Regions from separate parts of the Homo sapiens genome. Here region 2 is linked to region 1. Evidence: read pairs that join two places in POLR2A ChIA-PET (ENCODE). Cell type or tissue: IMR-90. All regions are shown on one strand.

Region 1 (8,000 bases):
GTGTAGCATCAAAAAAATATACAATTACAGGAAAAGGCTTTTAAAATACTTCTGCTTTTCACAGTGATACGTCTATGTGACTGTATGAGGCCAGATTTTCTTCATCTAATTCCACCAAAACAACATCTTATAAAGTTTGGGTGCAGAAACAGATATGAGAATCCAGCTGTCTTCTATTAAGCCAGACATTAGAGATTTCTAAAAATGTAAAACACTGCCACTGTTGCTAATTTCTTTGTTTTTAAAAAAAGTTTTTATTTTGCATGAAAATGTTTGTGTTAGTATATAATGAGGTTGTTATTTTTAAAAAATATAAATATTTTAAACATTCTTCAGTTTTTATTTTTAACACAGATACATCAATAGATATAGCCTACATAAAAATAAGTCTTTGAAGGTCTTTGATGATTTTTAAGAGTGTAAAGGGGGCCCTGAAACCAAAAATTATGAGAAACAATGTTCTACAAGACAGATTCTTGTCCTGTTGGTCAGAACACTCCATTTCTCATTAGGTGACCATGGTCTAAGATTTGCGAGTGTGTGTGTGTGTGTGTGTGTTTGATGGGGGCATGTGATAGCATAGGATCTTTTCATCATATATATATAGTGACTGTGTGAAGGGGAAAGTTAACTCTAGCTTCAGTCACAGAGCGGTATCTAGTGACCTGTTTTGTGAAAATATACCTAGAAGACTTTTTGGGTGAAACTGATGGTTGAGACAGGAACAAATAATACAAATGTTGATTCAGAAGTTTAACGATACGATAAAAGATATGGGTCCTCTTCCTTTTCAAAATGTATTTGGGTAGACAGCCTCTATAGTGGGCCCTGCCTCCTGAGATTCATACCTCCGTGTCATCTCCTTCCCTTGAGTGTGGGTGGGGCCTAGTAATGGCTTCTGATCAATAGAATACAGCAAAAGAGATGGGATGTCCCTGCTGAGATTCCATTACAAAAGGACTGTGGCATCTGTCTTGTTTCTTGGCTCCTTCTGGGGAAAGCCAGCTGCCACACTGTGAGCTGCCTAGGGAGACGCACATGTGGCAAGGAACCAGTAGGTCCCCAGCTAACAACCTTTGAGAAACTGAATCCTGCCAGCAGCTGCACGAAGGAGCTCAACACTGGGTTTTCCTTCAGCAGAGCTTTCGGATGTGACACAAGTCCCTGACGGACACCTTGATTGCTCCTTGTAAGAGGCAGAGGCATCAGGGGAGCCACACCTGGATTTCTGGCCCGCAGAAACTGTGAAATAATAAACGTTGATTGTTTTAAGCTGCTAAATTATAGGGTGATTCGTTACACAGCTATTGATAGCTAATATACATACACATGGATTTTCATGTAAAACTTGCATATAATTTCAAGAGACGTTGAGACATCCCTGAAGCCCATTAATGGACAATCTGTGCATCTCATTAACTCATTTATGCCTAGTGTTCCATTAGTGGAACGCTAAGCGTGTGGGAGTCATTTATATCCTACTGCTCAAGGTCATTGCCGAGGTCTGATTTTTCACACAAAAAATTTGCAACCTCCAGCATAAATGGGTTAATTACCCCTGCTCGAGGAATACCTTAAAAGAAAAGGCAGCAAAGACAGAAAATAAGAACAGCAGAGTGAGGAATGGAAGGGAAAATCCAGACAGTACATTTAGACCAGGGGAGAGAAGCAAGGACCCAGTGCCTTAATGAAAAGAAAAGTTCACAAGAGCATTCTAAGGGGTTTGATCCCTGCAAATGGCAGCTAAATAGGTGAGGAAAACACTTTTATCATGAAATAAAATTGGGTGGATATGTTTCCAAGAGAAGAAAAGATCTATATTCTGTAGGGATTTAGGTATGTAGGAATAACATTTTCAACTCAGCTTTGTGGGTGGGCAAAGTGTTGAGTAACAATTTAAAGGAGACTAAAGGTGGATCTGTCGACTAAAACATAAGCATGTGTTAGAAATTTTGTGTTTAAATTACAAAAGTTCTAGTATTGGCCTATGTAATTTTCAAGTCTAGAGCTTGAGTTGGCTTCAGACATGGCTGGATCCAGGGATTTAGATGATGTCATTAGGTCTCATCCTCGACTGATCTTTTTGGCTGACCTTCAGATGGCCAAGGTTGGGTAGGGGGAGAGAACTCCAGGCTTCATAAAGCCAGATAGTGATGCTCAGAGAAAAAGATTACCTTCCTCTCAGTGTCCACATATAAAATTTAGGGAAGATCTCTGCTGGCCGTTCTTGGGGGGCCATTTTCTCCTTAGGTACCCCAGCAATACAAGGATTGACGGATAATTATCCAAAGGAAAAAGAGGTGCTGTTCTCAGACAAGGAGAAATGATGTTGGGCAGATAAGATGACATGTGTCTCCCGTAGTGAGTGACAATAACTAGGGGCTGGGAAGCTTATTTAATATTTAAAGTTATGCCAACCTAATTCAATAACTTGAGACTTAACACAGCTGTGCAGTGTTTGTGTATCAGCAGTCCCTCATTACAGGAAATTTGGGTCGTATATATGAATTGGCTTGGGATGATGGAGTCTAATGAAGAGAGAGTCATGACAGGGACAACACTGGACAAGGTGTTTCAGAATAAAACCATGAATTCAGAGGTTTAGATTTTATGGAAAAATTCAACCATTTCTGCTTCCTGTGCATCAGCATCTGTTGTTTTTCTTCTGGAACACAAAGTGACTTGCAGAGCCCATATCCATTTGAATAATGTGGGAACAACCACTGTAGCAAGGGCTTAGCTGCCAGGTCGTCTCTGACGTGGCTTGGTAACATTTCTACCACTCTAGAATTTCTGGAAGAGGCCATAGCTTATCGGGGGTCTCCTAGTATTTTCAGAATTGAGAGTTAATTCCTGATAATTCCACACATGGAAAGAGATGATACAGTTATTCAAATTTAATATAAAGACTTATCATTAACTAAATTAAGAATCATTGTGAAAAAATGACAATTCATTTGAGACCATCAGTAATGTAGAAGTTGGCAGGCGAACGCTTTGTGGTGGGCCGTCTTTCTTGCCAATTTGCATGCAAAGAAGTGTCACAGTGGGGTTTGGTTGGGGATAGGAAAATGCTAAATAATACCATGATAAATAATTGACATATCATCTAAATTTTGTAAAGTTTTTCAAATTTGATTTGGAATTTGATTTCAAATCATTATGACTTGCAGACACTATAAATGTTAGAAGCCAATTTAAAAAATTATGTTGTACTGAAATTGCTTGTTTTAAGAAGTAAAAATACTGTTTTTAATTAGAAAGACATGGTCTCAATTGTATTTTATGCCCCTGTTCTAAGGCCAGTCTCTTACGTAAGCTTCTTTTTTTGTTTGTTTGTTTGACACAGAGTTTTACTCTTGTTGACCAGGCTGGAGTGCAGTTGTGAGACCTGGGCTCACTGCAACCTCTGCCTCCCGAGTTCAAGCGATTCCCCTGTCTCAGCTTCCCAAGTAGCTGGAATTACAGGTGCTCGCCACCATGCCCAGCTATTTTTGTATTTTTAGTAGAGACAGGGCTTCACCATGTTAGCCAGTCTGTTCTTGAACTCCCGACCTCAGATGATCCACCTGCCTTGGCCTCCCAAGGTTCTCGGATTACAGGCATGAGCCACCACACCTAGCCTTAGGTAAGCTTCTGATAGTTCACTGCTGGCCCTTTTTATGGGTACACTGCCTTTTGGTGGCGAAGATGCTTTGCAGGGACATGGCACTTTTATTAGTCCTCTTCAGACTTGAATTAAGCAGAAGCTCGTGGTGTATTTCTGATCCAAACTCAAGGAATCTAACTGAAGTGCTTCCCACTTGATATGTGTATCTTGAGAATCATATCAGATATTAATAACATCCCTTGCTTAAAAGGTTTGTAAGCTGTGCCCTTCTTCCAACATCTGTGTTCCATACTCCACTTTTGTATTTTCCCCAATGGTCTACCCATAGCTTTTAGTTCTTAGAATAAATATTTGGGAAACCTGTCATATTTATGTTCTCTTCCCTGCCTTACATTTTCCATGCATGGATATCCCCAAAATTTTGAAAGGAAGAAGTACAAGAGATAAATTTTTTTCAATAACCACACTCTTCAAAGCCAGAAATTATAGGAGAGATGTACTTGTCTGTCCTTGCACTGCTATCAAGAAATACCTGAGGTTGGGTAATTTATAAAGAAAAGAGGTTTAATTGGCTCATGGTTCTGTAGGCTGTACAAGAAGCATGGCTGGGGAGGCCTCAGGAAACTTATAATCATGGCAGAAGGCAAAGGGGAAGCCAGCACGTCCTACATGGCTGGAGCAGGAGGAAGAGAGAGAAGGGGGAGATGCTACATACTTTTAAACAACAAGTTCTCCTGAGAACTCACTACTATCATGAGAACAGCAAGGGGGAAATTTGCCCCCATTATCCAATCACCTCCCACCAGTCCCCTCTTCCAACAATGGGGATTTACACTTAGACGTGAGATTTGGGTGGGGACACAAATCAAAACCATATCAAGAAATATGCTCTGGCTCCTCTGAACTATTCCTCTGATTTCTGGAAATTACTTTCTTGGAGATTCTATCCGATATTGACTTTTGGGAAGGAAGGTAAAGAAACATTTACATGTCCCCAAAAATATCTTCTCAGTGACTTTTCTGTTGATTCATTGTGGCTCAATTATGAGCTATTGAATAAACTCTGTGCCCCCAAAGTGCCAGGTGCCGAGGGTACAAAGATGCAGAAGATGCAGTTCCTGCTTTCTAGAACATCATAATATATAAAATCAGAATTAAGGGAAGAGGCCAAGAGAACCAGCATCTACTGGCTGTGTGGTTGCAGAGAGACATTCTCCCAAGTGCTCTCATATGTATTACCTCCTATCAATTTCAGAACCACCTATGACCTTTGGCATTACTGTCCTCATCTTGGAGGCTCAGAGATATTAAACACGCATCCAAATCATACAACTAGGATGTTGTGAATCAGGATTCAAGTCAAGATTTGATCCCATGCTTATTTTTCCTATATTATGTGACTCTTTCCTCCAGTACTGTTCAGTATCCTATAATTCAATCTTAGGAACTGCATTTCTGTTTCACTGCTAACAGTGGTTGGAAGAACATGCTTCTTTAGAGCCTAAAAACTGACCAGTTCTTGGAGGCTGTGAATCTCAACTCTCATATGAACTTCTGGGAATGGAATTCATTGAAAGCTTACTATTTCTGAAGGAAAATTATAATGATAGCACGAACACATGTTGTGGCTTTTAGCAAAATATCTTTTTAAAGGAGATTATGGGGACCTCGAAAGAGCTTATTGGGCAAAAAAAAATAGGTTTTTACAAGGTAACATTCAGAAGCATTAAGGAATCAGGAATTAAGGACATAGGTGTTTGAAAATATTTCTAACACGTTCCATAAATCTTAAATCACATCTGGATTTGCCCGGCATTATCAACAGACTCTTTATTCAAGCTCAGTTTATCCAATAGATTTTGTCAAATTAAAGAACTCAATCACATGCTATAGAATTAACATTATAGCAACTATCCCTAAATTTAGTAGGCGAACACTGATCTAGTACAGTATTTCAAAGTGTTCCTATAAGGCAGTGTTTGACTTGAATACAGATTAATCAGTGATTTGTGTTAGTAAACACAAACCTAACATTCATTATTTAAACACACAGGAATAATTGTATGAATACAAGTACGTAGCATGATGGGCAATTGGGCTATTACATGAATAATATATTAGTTAGCATTTAGTTTTATTTATCGTTCAGGCCTGGGGTGCTGGTCTGCCTCTCTGGGTCCAGCCTGCAGCTGGCACAGAGCCACAGCTGCCACAGAGTCAATGAAAAGGGTGTCAAGGCTGCAGGATGGAGCCTGTGTTTGTTTAAGAAGGAGCCTGATGACATCACGTCGGCCTCCTGCTCCAGAAGGCTCAGGAGCTGTGAAACGGCACAGCCTCCTAGCCCAGTTGTTGCAGACCTCCGGCAGGGATTTCTGTCTTCAGGTCAGGTTTCAAGGTGAACCAGGTTGGAACATTCAAGGAGAGACTTGGGACATTATAGATTTTTATACTGCCCGAATTGGCTGATTAGCCCCATACGTGGTATTTGATTAATGTCTGAGAGCTCTAATTAGCAATGTCTAATAGGCTCCACATACACCGGGATATCGATTCTTGCCTCCACAAAACTAATCTAATTGTGCTCCTTATCATTAGCAAGTGGTTGGTGTACGGAGATGATGAACCCACCTGGATACTGGAAAAGCCGCCCCGTTAAGGCAGCTTTGGAAAAGGGTAGAGCGGTTTCTGGAGGTAGGTCCAGAAGTGACCTTCCAAAGGCATCAGGAAAAGCACCACGTTTTAGCTCCTCAAGCCTGTTTGGCTTTTCTGAGGGGGAAGAGCCACAGATATCCAGAAGAAGTTTTTCTTTTTAACTTTCCCAGAAGGGGAAAATAGGCATAGGAATCCAATACATCATTTGGACCAGAGAGAAGAAAAAGGAAAACAAAGTTTGCCGACATCTCTTGTCTTCTGGAGCGCTTCTCTGATCATCTGTGCCCACCTTCCTGCTACACTCAAAGGATGGCATTTACACTATGTGATGAAGACGCCTCCACTACTCCCTTTGGTGGCTCCTTGTTTTTCAGGGATTGTAATGCAAAATATACTCCTCCCCCACAAAAGTAATAATATTAATAATATTGGCATAACACTAAAAAATAAACACAAAGATAATATACCTCGACTTACGTGGATTTTTATTTTCTGTGGTAACAACTGCAAACTCATGCTTTTGTTATAAATAAAGTTTCGGTGCTACAAAAGAAATAGCACTTGAATATAAAATTTTCTTTTTAATTCTCAGCAAGGCAAGTTACTTCTATAGAAGGGTGCGCTCTTACAGATGGAGCAATGGTGAGCACACACTTGGATAAAGGAGAGGAAGGGTTTCTTATCCCTGATGCAATTGACCTCTGCTTCTGTGTCGTTCCCCTATTGGCTAGGGTTAGACCACACAGGCTAAACTAATTCCGATTGACTAATTTAAAGAGAGTGACGGGGTGAGTGGTTTGGCGGGAAAAACGGTTATGACACAGCAGGTAATCAGAATGAGTCAGGGTGGAGCAGGTAATCGAAAAAGGTTGCTTTATGAGGAAGTTAAGTTTAAAAGTAGAAGGCAAAGAATTGAACATACTGACATAATGATTCTTGAAAAGAAATTTAGAACTTTAACACGTTCATGGCACTCTGAAGTCAAAAGCACCATCTGGTAAAGATGGTCTCCTTCATTTCTCTACCCATAGTACTAGTCTTAATTTTTCTGAAAATACTAAAATCTAAAATTTGATCACCTGGAAATTTTCCTGGGAGAAACCCAAATGGGTTCATGCTTTCAGCCACAGGGGAAGAATCCTCCATAGCCCTGTCTGCTTAGTGCCACCTTCTAGTGAGTATTACTCTACGATACCTTTGTGCCATCTTTCCTCTTAGCAGCTATTTTTGTGAGAGCACTTCTCATACTGTATTGTAATTATTTATCTGTCTGCCTCTTTTATTATACTGGAAAGTCCTTGAGGGTAGAGGCTCTTGAATTCATTGGTGAAAAGCACTGGTATGTCTTAGGTACTTGTCACCCAGTGATGAGGTCACATTTCCATTAATACTGCAGATTGTAATGGGTAGGAGCCCCATGTCATTGGTAGCAGCCTCAATCAGCCCCTGGTGTCGACTGGCCTCTCTACTGCTCTTGGAGCATCTCATGGCGTCTCATGTTCATGGAGCTCGGTTGAGGTTAAGCCTGTGCTGGGGACCCCCCTCCACCTCCCCACCTCTCCTTCCTCAGAATCCACATTGAGTTCCTGCTGCTGTCTCCCAACAGGTCCAGGACTACCCACTTCCCTTGGAATGGTGTTGCCATCACTGTTCTGGCACCGGAGGTAAGGTGGTGTGGCTTTCCTTCACCCAAAAGAAGACATTATGGCAGGAGTGGGGGAGAGTGGGATGAAATGGA
Region 2 (8,000 bases), 390 kb after region 1:
CTCCTTTCTTTGGCTCAAGATCCCCTTCTCCACCTCGGAAGCCAGCCACAGAGCATCTTCACACCTCTCTCCAACTCCCACTCCCCTCCCTTCCTCTTTCCCCTATAGGGATCCTTATCAAGGACACCTGTAATGGGGCTCAAGACACTCTACCCTACAATAGGGCACCAGTGCAGAGTGAATATTTTAAGCCAAAAGAATTTCAGAAATAGCAGGTGCAGGAAGGTCTCTCTGACTCCCCCTGCCCTTCTCCCCTGGGGCAGGTCATAAGAACCTCATGTGAGAGGAGCCCTCCTTACACTTAGAGGAAGACGGCATCCTTATCTCCAAGATGAGGGACACTCAGAGGAATCTGAGCAAATGGGTCTTGCTGCTCCCCCAGTTTCTCACCCTGAGCTTATACTCCTTTTGTTTTCCCTCAATCATATTTTTCCACGACTCTCCATTCTTCTTCAAGCCTACTGTAAAAACACTCGGGTTTGGCCAGGTGTGATGGTTCATCCCAGCACTTTGGGAGGCCGAGGCAAGTGGATCAGGAGGTCAGGAGATTGAGATCACGCTGGCCAACATGGAAAAACCCCTTCTGTACTAAAATATATACAAATTAGCCGGGTGTGGTGGTGTGTCCCTGTAATCCCAGCTACTCAGAAGGCTGAGGCAGGAGAATCGCTTGAACCCAGGAGGCGGAAGTGGCAGTGAGCCGAGATTGTGCCACTGCACTCCAACCTGGGTGACTGAGACTCGTATCAAAAAAACAAAACAAAACAAAAAAACACTGGAGTTTAACTGTTTCTCGGGGGTCTTCATTTCCTTGTAAAGGTCCCCATGTCACATAAAAATTATATTAAATAGACTTGTATGCTTTTTTTTTTTCTTGTAAATCTATCTTTTGTTACAGAGGTCCCAGTCAGTGAGCCTAAAATGGGTGAGGAAAAGAAACTTTTCCTCCCTTACACTTGGCTAATTCAGGATACTGTCTTCTCAAGGTTTTTAACTACAGCTGCAAAGTCCCTTTTGCCATGTCAGGTAACACAATCACAGGTTTAGGGGACATCTTTGGGGGACACATCATTCTGTCCACCACAAATGGGAGTTGTTATTATCCACAGGCCTGAAGGGGCGGGAAAGGGAACTATTTCTAGAACCCAGAGAGCAGTATGATGATGGGGAGGTGGTGGGAGGCCCATTGGTGGTGGTAATAAATGCCAGAATTCAATCTCTTCTTACTTTGTAGAGTCTTTTTTTTTCAAGATGGACTGACTGAAAGTAGATGCTGCACAGGAGCCCATCTGAAGGTTCAGACACTGTATTGTAACACAATGAAGGAAGTCGATGTCCAGACTCTAAAGCCAAGTCTCTGGGCTCAAATCCTAGTGCTACCATTTACCGGCTGGGTGACCCTGGGAAAATTATTTCATCTCTCAGTATCCCCATTGCAAAATACAGATGATGACACGAATATCTAATTCATAGAGTGGTTGTGAGCATTTAATGAATTGGCATTCATGAAGCACTTAACACAGCTAATAGTAAGTGCTATTGTTATTATTCTTCAGAGAGATTGAAGTGGATTTCAGGGAGAACTCTCTCCATGCTGCAGACAGAGAAAACAAAAATGGTTTAAGAGTAGAAGTTACAAAGTCAAACACTCTGAACCACAGGTCCTGATTTTCAGACAACCTGTTTCTCATATTGGGCAAGTCTGTGTGGACTCCCTCCAAAGTGCAGAGCAAGCAGGATTTACATATTTAACAAGCACATCTGGAAAGGCCGGTTAGTGCTCAAAACATACCTGTCAAATCGCATCAAAGCAACAGCTCTGATGGATTTAAAATATGTCCTCAAAAGACAAGATGGTATGTAACTTTGGAAAGTAAATCATAAAAGGCATTGTGGTGTCCTTCTTGGTCCTTTTCTTGGATAATTTACTACAGCAAAAATGAACTGCCACATCATAAGGACACTTAAGAAGCCTAGGGAGAGACCCAGGTCATGAGGAACTGAGGCCTCCTGCCAATAGCCATGTGAGTGAGCCATCTTGAAAGTAGGTCTTCCAGTCCCAGTCAAGCCCTCAGATGACTGCAGCCCCTGTTGACCCTCCTGACAGCAACATCATGAGAGACCCTGAGCCAGAATCACCAGCTAAGCAGCTCCCAGATTCCTCAACCACAGAAATTGTGAGATAATAAAGGTTTGTTGTACTAAATCACTAGGTTTGGGGGTAATTTGTTACACAGCAAGAGAGAACAAAGAGAAGCTCTTTTGTTGATAAGCTATCAAATAACCTGTCTACCCCTTTTACCAGTATCATCTTAACACTTGTTTCAACATCATGCATATGTGCCTGATTCCACGCATTGGGCAGTGAACTTGAATCCTTTAGGGTTTGTAAAGGCATTCTCAACGTGTGCACGTGTACCTCTAGAGAACCGTGGGTATATCTTAGGGGTCCTCTTTGCACGCCCTGTCTCGGATATGGAAGATAATTATTTAGATGGTGCTGGGGTAGTGTGCCCTGTTACTATGGGTGCCCATCAAACCTTTTGTCGTTTTTAAGGATCTTATCAAAGCCTTAAGAAAATTTTTCTAATTCATTTGTAAATAAAATCGTAATTTAATAGGGCCTGTCATTCTCTGGTAATGTCTCACACAAATAAACACACAGACTTAGCAAGCACTAAAGTTCATTCACTTAGCATTAAGTAATTATTAATAAAGTTAATTAATAATGAATGTGCCAGCCTGTTGTCTTTACAAAACCAAAAAGACATAATCCCTGCCCCCATGATCCCACACTATAATCACATAACATAGTTATGTAGGAAGTGCAGTGGAGAGGCAGCCCAAGACTCCTGCAGAAGAGTAGGGAGACTGCATGGGCATTAAAGAGAGCATGTTAGCACTGAGACCTGACTTTCACTTTCAAAAAGGATCTTTGCAGCAGCCCCAGCGCCCCTATTCTTTGGTGGAAAATCAGAAGGAAAAGGAGCATGATGTTTCTGATCAGCAGTATTAGCCAATGCCTAGTGGAGGGTTCAAGGTCAACAAAAGCACCAAATAATATCTACCATAATCCAAGAAGTCCACAGTAGCCCTGAACACCCGCTTGGTTCTTGTGAAAGGCTGTTGAGTGCTCAGTGATGGGCAGGGTCACAGCAAACATTGCTTTTCCTCGGCCAGCTTTGTTCCAGGTCGGTCTGAAAGGTACACAACACTGCCCGAGCTCAGAGGCCGGCAGAACTCACAGAACAGGTGGAATTATGTACCAGAAAGAGACTTGAGAGTGTTTATTCACTTGCCAGATTTATTTATCAGGTACGGGATTGAAAGGATTTCCCCACAGGATATGTAGAGATTAGTGTGCAGAGAAAATGCTTTTTCAACAAACGCTTACGCTAATCAGGCCTTGGTTTTCGTATCCAAGCACAACAGTGTTTGCCGCCCTTCCCAGGCATTACTGGTAAGAACAAACACACACAGTGACAAACAAAGAAAGCTGAAATGTGGACACCTGTCTATCACTCTGAAGAGCAGCTGTCACTTTTTAAAAGCCCACAAACATATTTTAATGATATGTTAGATATGTTATATTAGCTCCTTTACGATAAAGCCAGTCTAGGTCTACCTGAGCCTCAAACATTTGAATGAGAAGGGAAAATTTCTCTCATTCAGTACTTTGTCTACTTGGAGCCAATGATCAGATCGAATGATTTCCAGAAGCTTCTCAAGCCCACGCTAGGTCTAAGGAATGCATTCATTAAGAATCTATCGCATCTAAGCTTAAAAATGCAGCTGAATGTTTATGGGTCTCCTGAAGGGCAAGTTGAGAATGAGGACAAGGCCACTCCAGCAAGCTTCTTATATAACCGCCCTCTTTCGCTGTGTCTATAGAGAGGCCAAAGCATCCAGATGAAAAGTGAAAAAGTCATCCCTCATCTGGTCTGGCTGATGCCGAACATCTGGATGTTATATAATAAGCCATTGGGGTCGTTTTTCTTGCTCTCTTTTAAAAGTAAGCCTAACAATTAAATCTGGATTTTAAACTCTAAATTTCATCTATTTTTCATAAGCTCTTTGAGCGGGCTGGTCTTGATTATTCTCCTCCATTAAAAACTGTACAGGAATGCTCAGAGAGGAAACTGCTCAAATAGAGCTAACAGCCACAAAGGTAATCTCTGACCCTTCCTACGAGTCTTCAGATTTCCATTCATCATGAGTAAAGGGCCTTACCACAGCGAGGAAAATACCGACATGCGAAATGTTCATAGGCATCCGTGACCTCACTTTGAAAAACACTCACTTCTGCACAGTGGCTCAGTTTTACACAAAAGTGAATCATACCAACAACTCAAGCAATTCCTTTCTGTTCAGTTCCTTACAATTTTTCAAAGCTCCTTGAAACAGGACAATGGACTAGAAAGTGCTCTCAGGCCACACCTGACCATAAAGTCACCAAGTTCTTGGTCAAACACAATGCATACTCGTGAGGAGTGAGCCTCGTGGCTCTCTCCGTACCATGCGTTCTTCTCATTGAACCCCGCTCCAGGACCGGCGGCAGCCTCCTTTAATTTATCAGGAGCTGGTATGCCTTTCTCTGCTCACTGGAGTCTATTTTCACTTCCCTTGCTACTTTCTTTTGCACCTCTTGGTTACTCCTATAGCTAACTTCCAGCCATCCAGTCCCTGCTAAAGAAACAAGCACAGAAGCAAAAAACAATGAAACACCATGTTTCAGTCACGGTAGTGGCAGCATTTTGTCTTAAAGGAAGGTAATATCTCCACATTATTGTGGGAAAATTGGGGCTTAAGAAGATTAAGTAACTTGCCTTCCATGTGGCTGAGTTGAGATTTGAATTCGGATCTGTTGTCAGAAATGGCAGTGTCAAACAACAGATAGGCGCTTGGCTTTTGAAGTCAACACACGTGGGTGCGAACTTGAGCTCTGGTGCTTAACTGTGGAACTGAGCGAATTGTTAAACTTCTCTAAAGCTCACTTTCCCCATCTGTAAAATGGAGATAATGACAATAGTGTCTCCATTGGGTTTTGTGATCATAAAAGGATTGTAGAGTACTTGGTTTAGTGACTGGCATGCTAGCTTTCATCATCATCATTATTATCTACTAGATTTCCTATGTTTCATTCCGTGACACAACTTGAACAAGAACACTCTTGTCTTTTGCTATTAGGTTTTTAAACAAATGCCCTAGTTATTCCACATTCAGCTGCAACTAACAAAAACCCAGTGAAGAATTGCTTAAACCATCAGGATTTTTATCGTTTACTCAACAAACAGTTTGAAAGTAGATGGTCCAAAGGTAGATTTGGTAACTGAATGATGCCATCAAGGAATCAGGCTCTCATGTATTATCCCTCATGATCATCAGATGGCTGCCACAGCTCCAGACAGCACATCCTCATATGACAGAATGGAAGAGAGGAGACAAAAAGAACGTTCTCCTCGTGTTCCTCTCTCTTATCAGGGAGGGAAATATTTCTCAGACGCTTCCATCAGAATTTACCTTACCTTTCCTTGGTCAAAAATGGTTATATGACTACCCCCAATCTCAGCAAAGGAGAATGGATTGCCATGGTTGCCTTAGACCAGGGGTCTTCAAACTTTTTCTGCAAAGGGCCAGATAGCAAAGAATTTAGGAGGCCATACAGTCTCTCTCACTACCACCCAACCCTGCTGCTATAGCACAAAAGTAGCCACAGGTGCTAAGGAAGCAAATGAACATGTCTGGGTTCCAACAAAACTTTATTTACCAAAAGAGTTAGCTGCTGGGTTTGGCCAATCCTTGCCTTAGGTCAGTCACCACGTCACTGAGTACTTGGCTGCCCTAACTAAAGTTGGATTCTATTAGCAAAGAAGAAAGAGGAATGGCTATGTGTAGAGCCTGCCACAGGGACGGTGGCTCCAAAACACTCCCGGGAGAGTTGAGATGTGACACTGTGAGAACCAGATACTGATGGAGGACTGTCAGGAAGCCAGGGGCTACATGTGGACAGACAGACAAAAGGAACTTGCCATCCAGTGTTTCCCAGCGTCCACACCAGTGGTTCAAATTGCTTTGGAAGAGCCCCAGGATTCCTCAGAGGTCCCTGGCTTGTGTGTATGGGGAACCACATGGAGGAAGTCATACCCGGGTCCCTCCCCCATGATTTTAACCAGAGCCCTTTTGCTTTTATCTGCTTTACAAATGGTGTTCCTATATATGGTTTGGGGAATTTTGAGGCAGGGAAGAGGGAGCAGGGGAAAATCTTAATGATAATAAAAATTGAAACCACTAGCATAGAGGATTAGCATCTAATCTGCCATAAAACATCCCTTTCTAATCTATCTCCCATGATCCCACTAAGTAACCTCTGCCCCCGTGAGATGCTCTAGCCAAGTAGGCCGAGTGTTCCTCACGTTACTCCAGCATTGCACCTTCTCTTCAGCCTTGGACCTCAGCTCATCTGCATGGCTGGAATCACCCTCTTCATTCTGCTTGGATAGAAAGTTTCCCCAATTTTTGCCAGTCTAATGAAAACATACTTATTTTGTACTTATTATGTACAAGTCGCCAAGTTGTAAAAAGGAATGAGAAACATAAAAGATACAGTCCAGGCTACGCACTTTGGGAGGCTGAGGCAGGCGGATTGCTTGAGCCCAGGAGTTTAAGAACAGCCTGGGCAACATGGTGAGATCCCATCTATACAAAGAAATAACAAAAATTAGCCAGCCGTGGTGGTGTATGCCTGTAGTCCGGCTCCTGGGGAGGCTAAGATGGGAGAATTGGTTGAGCCAAGGAGGTCGAGGCTGCAGTGAGCTGTAATCCCACCACTGCACTCCAGCCTGGGTGACAGAGCGAGACCCTGTCTCAAAAAAAAAAAAAAAAAGAAAAGAAAAGAAAAAGAAGATACAGTCTCCTTCCTCACAATTTCGTAATCTAGTTGTACAGAAAGAACATAAATAAATGAAAGCTGAGTACAATGATGAGCATGATTAGAAAAATCGATTAAAAATAAAAAGAACAGATACTTGCAAATGAGTTTTACCCTGCATAGATCCCTTGGAATACATGCTTTCCAGTAAGGCTGCCAAGACACACTTTTTGGGGGACTTTTTTTGGGAATTACATTTAGTTCCATCTTTTAAGCCATAGAAGAAAAGCAGTCTCATTCAGTTAGAGTGCATCCTATTTCATTTTACCAAAAATGGTTTCTCAAAGCTTGATTGCTGGCTTTTTCACTGGACTCCAAGTGGTGTCTGGATGGCTCCAAACATCCTATCCACCATCAAAAGAGCAGTTTCCAGGATCGAACATATTTAACAGATGTGCTGCAGGTTCTGAACATGATTCCACAAAAGATGCCCCCACTGTCTAAGAGGACGGCCACTCTGCAGCCACGACTGCGCCCCTGAAAGCACAGGACAGTAGGGGAGGCTCCTTCAGCTGACACAGCCAAGGATGCTTCTGAGCTGGGGAGGTTGGAGTTAGGGCTTGAAGTCAGGCGAGGTTTGGTTAAGAATGGAAATAAGGATTCAGCGATGGGGAAGCATTTCAATTCCACAACTAGACACTGAAGCCTGGATTCAAATCCCAGTTTTGCCATTTACCAGTTGTGGACCTTGATGAATTTCTTAACCTCTCTGGCCTTCAGCCTCCTCAATTATGCAATGGGAATTATAAGAGTTGGTGAAGCACACAAACCTAATTAATAAGTTAAGAGATGTAAGACACTAAATGTGATGTCAATGTTTGCTATTATCCGTATTTTTATATTATCCCCTATGGCAGAATGAAATCTCATTGACCGGCTTTCCTGGTTAATCTCATAAACTGTCTCATTTTTCAACTATTACAAAATATAGTCCAATCAAACTGAGAAACGTGACCACCTCATTCAAATCAGTACTTCTCTCCTCCTTCCAACACCTGGAGGCTGGCTTAGGTCTGGAAGCATGTGGCTGGGACGGGGACCCAGTCAGTGTTTGTTCCTGCTTCCTGGATCC

Evidence for each region. Peaks named below come from ENCODE experiments on the same cell type or tissue, not always from the same donor. Only the 100,000 strongest peaks of a DNase experiment are listed, where the experiment ranks them.
Region 2: POLR2A ChIA-PET joins it to region 1 with 12 read pairs; 3 of 35 experiments call an interaction of 5 or more read pairs at or near these places.

The regions. Positions count from the first base shown.
Region 1 is chr6:14,599,557-14,607,556 of GRCh38, reverse strand. It overlaps LOC101928354 (a long non-coding RNA gene), which reads left to right. Exons shown (of 4, transcript XR_241980.4): 3 at 7,869-7,926. Among named protein-coding and RNA genes, the nearest start is that of LINC01108, 320 kb to the right of the region's middle. In IMR-90, no CTCF peak of the experiment used is centred here; no DNase peak of the experiment used is centred here.
Region 2 is chr6:14,213,351-14,221,350 of GRCh38, reverse strand. No RefSeq gene overlaps it. Among named protein-coding and RNA genes, the nearest start is that of LINC01108, 68 kb to the left of the region's middle. In IMR-90, no CTCF peak of the experiment used is centred here; a DNase peak (open chromatin) is centred at 4,230.